2 separate regions of the Homo sapiens genome follow, and region 2 is linked to region 1. Evidence: read pairs that join two places in POLR2A ChIA-PET (ENCODE). Cell type or tissue: Caco-2. All regions are shown on one strand. Links, peaks and the distances in the headings refer to the core of each region. The heading gives the core; the rest is flanking DNA. Region 1 overlaps NR5A2 (nuclear receptor subfamily 5 group A member 2). Region 2 has its middle 98 kb from the start of LINC00862.

Region 1 (2,920 bases), core at 224-2,723:
AGGCAGGAGGATACCTTGAGTCTAGGAGTTCAAAACCAGTCTGGGCAACATAGTGAGAACTCGTCTCTACAAAAAAGAAAAAAAATTAGCCGGCATGGTGGTGAGTTCTGGTGGTCCTAGCTACTCAAGAGGCTGAGATGGGAGAATTGCTTGAGCCCAGGAGGTCAAGGATCTATGACGTCAATTTTAAAAAGCCTCTGCAATAAGGAAAGTAAAATAACAGCTCACTTGCTGGACTATTAAAAGGGAAATGGGAGGGGGCCGCAAAAAGGTTTTGATAGGCTAAATGTGGGCTTGACAAAGATCTACACATTTTTCTTCTAATTGTTGGCCAGATTCACTCTTCTTTTTTTTTTTGAGACAGAGTCTTGCTGTGTGGCCCAGGCTGGAGGGCAGTGGTGCCATCTCGGCTCATTGCAACCTCTGCCTCCTGGGTTCCAGTGATTCTCCTGCCTCAGCCTCCTAAATAGCTGGGATTACAGGCACCCGCCACCATGCCCACCTAATTTTTTGTATTTTTAGTAGAGACGGGGTTTCACTATGTTGGCCAGGCTGGTCTCGAACTCCTGACCTTGTGATCTGCCTGCCTTGGCCTCCCAAAGTGCTGGGATTACAGGCGTGAGCCACCATGCCCGGCCTAGATTCACTCTTCTTATGAAAAAGTACAAGTTTCTAATGATTAACTTTCTGGGTTATGGGAAGTTGTGCTTCATAACAATATGGGACTTGTATTCCTTTACACTCTCATCTATAATATCAATATAAATAGTTTCTCTGATAAGTAACTAGGTTTCTGAGATAAGCCCTTCCTTTTATTGTAGCTGATAACACACGATTATATGAGGTGGTATTGCTAACCACTAGTGAGAGGTTTTGCTATATAATGTGGAACTTAAACTTCTTTGGTCTTCTTCCCAGAACTGCCTAGATGCCACTCTAAATTGTTTATTGACAGCATTAATACCTGGAGAATTTGCTTAAAAGAAGTAGATTATTTTTCTCCCCTTCCTTTTTCTACCCACACCCCCATAACTCTGTTTTTCTTAAAAAACAAAAAATCTTCAAAATTGTCAACATTGCTCAATTGTTGAGAACAAGGGAACAAGCCAGGCATCACATTTACCCTATTTTTTTTATTCATAGAGCTGCGTAAAAACTATGTTATCCAAAGCACCATGAAGCTGCACACTCACCAATTTCAAGATAATATAAAATACCACATAATCAATTATGGAAAATAATGAAATGGAATGTTGGCATAGAAAACCTCCTCGGAGAGTATTAAAACAAGGAATCAATTGCTCGAGTGGCGGGGGCGGCGTTGGGTGTTAAAATTAACAATCAGTCAAGTCTTTACCAAGGGCCAGCTGTGGGTGCAGACCTGCAGGGCACGTGTGAGAAGGGTCAGATGCAAGTTGCTGAGGTAGTCACTGCCCTGTAAAGATTGTCATTAATTCTACAAACAAACAATGAAAGAGTTGTTTGCTTATGTTGTGGGCTAGATGCACAAGATACACAGAAAACTGCAGAAGTGAAAGTAATTCAGTCATTTGTTCCTTCATTTAGCAAGCATTTATTAAGTGGCTTTTTTTTTTTTTGCCAGGCACCAGGGAAGACACTTGGGAGCTGTAGCTTCAGAATCCGTCCCTGCCCTCAGGGAAGGCAGAACAATAAGCAAACAATCATAATACTTTGCGAAAGCAGGGAGATTATAGGAGATGCCGTGTTAGACACAAAGGAAGACAGGATAATGTGAACAGCACAGAATACAAAACAAAAATGAAGTACTAATTACAGAAAACAGACAGGCTCAATTTCACCTATTCCTGCAATTTTTAGAGAAGCAGAGGAACAGAGGATATGCAGATTTTGAAGTGTGTCCTCAGCATCCTAAAAGAAAAGAAATCTAGGAAAAGTCAGACTGTTTTTTGCTTGTTTTGAGACAGAGTCTTGTTCTGTCACCCAGGCTGAAGTGCAGTGACACGATCTCGGCTCACTGCAACCTCTGCCCTCTGGGTTCAAGCAATTCTCCTGTCTCAGCCTCCCGAGTAGCTGGGATTACAGGCGCCTGCCACCAGACCTGGCTAGTTTTTTAAGAGACGGGGTTTCACCATGTTGGCCAGACTGGTCTTGAATTCCTGGCCTCAAGGGATCCGCCAGCCTCGGCCTCCCAAAGTGCTGGGATTACAGGCATAAGACATGGCACCCGGCCTCAGATTGTTGTCTTACAATTTTAGTATGGCTTAATTGTGGCAAGGTCTTGTTACCGTAACTATTTCTGTCAAGTTATATATGAAGGACAGGAACCATCAAATGCAAATGAAGAGGAAGACCCCTTGATGAGATGGCTCTAGAAGACATACGTGTGTGTGTGTGTGTGTGTGTGTGTGTGTGTGTCAGGGTCTTGCTCTGTCACCCAGCCTGGAATGCAGTGGCACAGTCATGTCTTACTTCAGCCTCAACCTCCTGGGTTCAAGCAGTCCTCCCACCTCAGCCTCCGGAGTAGCAGGTGTGTGCCACCACACTTAGCTAATTTTTACATTTTTTTGTAATCTCCCTATGTTGCCCAGTCTGGTCTTGAACTCCTGCACTCAAGTGATCCTCCCACCTCGGCCTCCCAAAGTGTTGGGATTATGGCTGTGAGCCACCACACCTGGCTGACATACTTCTCTTAATTTTCACCCACCTTTTCTCCTTCTGTTCATGGCCAGAAGATAGTCTCAGTTCTTCCATTTTTCCACCTGCAAAATGGGAATAATAAATTTTCTTGTATAAATAGGTTCTTAAGCTGGAATCCTTTTTAGGTGTCCATAAATAGACTTTGGGGATTCTACAGTCCCCCACCCACTTAGAAATTTGATGCAACATTAACATGTATGGTAATTGTTTCTGGGGAGCCAATTTCAAAGTAAAGTATTTT
Region 2 (2,920 bases), core at 295-2,794, 170 kb after region 1:
TCACAGAACCATGAGAAAAAAAAAACTCTTTTATATATATATATATATATATATATATATATATATATATATATTCTTCATATATATATATATATTCTTCATATATATATGAAGAATATATATATATATTCTTCATATTCTAAAAAAACTCAAGAGAAATACTTTACTTACATTTACCTATTTGTTATAAAGGGTATTGCAAAGGACACAGATAAGCATCCAGATGAAGTAATACAGGGCAAGGTACCCAGGAAGGGGCACGGAGCTTCCATGCCCCCTCCTGATGGGCCACCCTTCAAGAACCTCCATGTGTTCAGCAATCCAGAAGCTCTCGAATCCTGTCCTTTTGGGTTTTTATGGCAGCTTCATTACATAGGCATGACTGATTACATCATTGGCCATTGGTGATCAACTCAACCTTCAGTCCCTCTCTCCTCCTTCAGGGCAGAGGTCGAGGGTGGGGGTTGAGGACAGAAGACTATAAATTCCAACCCTCTAATCACATAGTTGGTTCCTCTGGCAACCAGCTTCCATCCTGAGGCTATCCAGGCCCCACCACTACCCTAAAACACACACATATACCAGTTCATCGTGACAGCATGCAAATACACATCACTTTGGAGATTCCAAGGATTTTAGGAGCTATGTGCCAGGAACCAGAAGCAGAAACCAAATGTATATATTTGGTTATTATACCATAATATTACATCATTATAATTATATCATAATATTACACCATGTAACCTTCTTTTCAAGCATGAAGCCTAGCCCTGTGTTAGTAAGTGTCTCAGGCCAAGCCACTCAAGAACATTGCCTGTGGTCTATAGGATGCTGGATGGCCTTCTTCAAAGCCCAGAGCTTTCAGTATTTGGATAAATGTGGATCCTTCATGGACTTTGTGTGGGCTGCCTGACCACTCAGGCCTTTGTGAGTTGTGCTAAGAAGGGGGCTAGGGTTCTCTCTGCTCTTCAGGTAGCCACGCTAATATACTGTGGAGTTGGAATCAGCATTCGGGTTTCCTGACTGATCTCCGCATCTGGCTTCTCACAACCACCAATCACACAACATTCCCAGAGCTCTCATGGCAGATGTGCTGGCCCCATTCAGGACTCTCAATGACACCGTCCTCTCTGGAAATATTTTATACCAAATACAGCTATTACAATTGTGACTGTAAAAGAAAATAAATAAGGGAAAAACCTCTAGTTCCTGGACAAGTTTCCTTTTGCATGCTGTATGGAGCAGACCCAACTCCCCCAGCCCAAGCAACATTGATAAGAGTTGGGCTGTTCATACCTGTTACAGGAGTTTCCGCCTGAAGCAAATTATTGTTATTACCAGGTTATAAACCCTTAGAAGAATCCCTTAATGGAAAAGCTAACAGCCCATTAACTATAATGAGTGTCATATATAGGATGCGTTCCAGCAGAGGGAAGGCAACTGTGTTATCTCGGTCTTTGAGCAACCCCCGGGCTCATGACAAGGATGGTCGACACCAGACAGTGAGACCCTCCCGACAGGACAAACCACTCTGCCGTTATATGTGACTCTCTGGTCCCTGCATCAGTCCTGGAGAAACCCAGTTTATTTACAAGACCTGCCTTCCACCTTGAGAGAATGCAACACATCTGGGGGACAGTTTACAAAGAGGGGAAGTCAGCTACCGCCATCAGCAGACGTGAGACCGTTAGCCTCACACACCAGGCTGCAAGGCAGGGCCTGTTATCACAAACAAGCTGTTTGCTCACTGTTTGAATCTATTTCTGGAGACTGTTTACCTAAATGAAATTACTTATCCACTGGGGCAGGGTTCAAAGCTCAAAAGATAAGTGCAATCGGCTGTTAAAAAGATCCAAGCTTGGGAAAATGAGGGGGAAAGAACAAAGTCAGATTAATCCCAGGGGAAGAAAGTCTCAATGCCATAGAAATTACATGGCATTCCTTTAGACCATCAATTAATTTTAATTCCAAAAGTTCAAAGGCACTATTTAAAGGAACTAATTAATAGCTAATATTCTCCCCAGGGTGATCTAGTCTGGTTTACAAGAGCAACGGCATTGATGGGCTGAACGTTCGTTCCTTCTCTTGCTGATCATTACAGGTAACGCTAGCCTGAGTCCATGGAGGACAGATCTGGGAATTCCCATGCATGGAATAATAATGACACTTACTAGTCCTTACTCAGACTCTTGCTAAATTTTAGTTACTCTACCTCTGGGGACGTGGCTCACCGCAGTCATCCTTGAATTACGCTCTGTGGAAAAGTGGACCCTAAAGTCGAGGGTACATCTTGCTCTATGTAAGTTCTAGTATTGTTGTTCTTTACATAAGCTACTCTAGGGGAAAGTTCTTATTTGACTTTTTTTAACCTTAGGTGCAGAGTGTTGAGTTCATCATACTCCCACCTCCATTCAATGTCACTGGGCTGTACACGTGCCTTCTCTTTAATATTTTTTAAATTTCCTTTTGATCTTCCTACTCACTCCCATCCTCTCTCCTCCCACACATAGGCTGCTATCCTAAGGTGTTTAATGTTTATTTTGTTTGTCTGGATATCTCTGTCTTGTGTTCATGTATTTTTCCTTTTGCTCATAATCCTCTTACCCAAGTATTACTTTTATTCCTGTTACAATCAGGTCCTTGTCCATCTGCGTTTTCATTGTTTACGCATTGTAAGTAATATCCATGATAGAATATTTGTGTCCTGATTTTTAACATTTCTATAATGAGCTTTTCTTTTCTTTAGTCTTTGATAGACTTTTTTTCTTATCTCCCTGCACCCCCAGCAGGTGACCACTGCTAACAGCATGGGCAGGGTCTATCTCTCCACACGTCTTCAGGATCACTCAATCCTTTAAACTGGTAGTTACAGAAATGTGTGTGTGTGTGAGAGAGAGAGAGAGAGAGAGAGAGAGAGAGA

The links. Peaks named below come from ENCODE experiments on the same cell type or tissue, not always from the same donor. Only the 100,000 strongest peaks of a DNase experiment are listed, where the experiment ranks them.
Region 2: POLR2A ChIA-PET joins it to region 1 with 7 read pairs; 2 of 35 experiments call an interaction of 5 or more read pairs at or near these places.

The regions. Positions count from the first base shown.
Region 1 is chr1:200,105,719-200,108,638 of GRCh38, forward strand. The region is part of intron 5 of NR5A2 (nuclear receptor subfamily 5 group A member 2); the gene reads left to right. It overlaps LOC107985244 (a long non-coding RNA gene), which reads right to left. Exons shown (of 3, transcript XR_001738358.2): 2 at 2,687-2,741. Among named protein-coding and RNA genes, the nearest start is that of NR5A2, 79 kb to the left of the region's middle. In Caco-2, for the core only: no CTCF peak of the experiment used is centred there; no DNase peak of the experiment used is centred there.
Region 2 is chr1:200,273,879-200,276,798 of GRCh38, forward strand. No RefSeq gene overlaps it. Among named protein-coding and RNA genes, the nearest start is that of LINC00862, 98 kb to the right of the region's middle. In Caco-2, for the core only: no CTCF peak of the experiment used is centred there; DNase peaks (open chromatin) are centred at 453 and 1,713.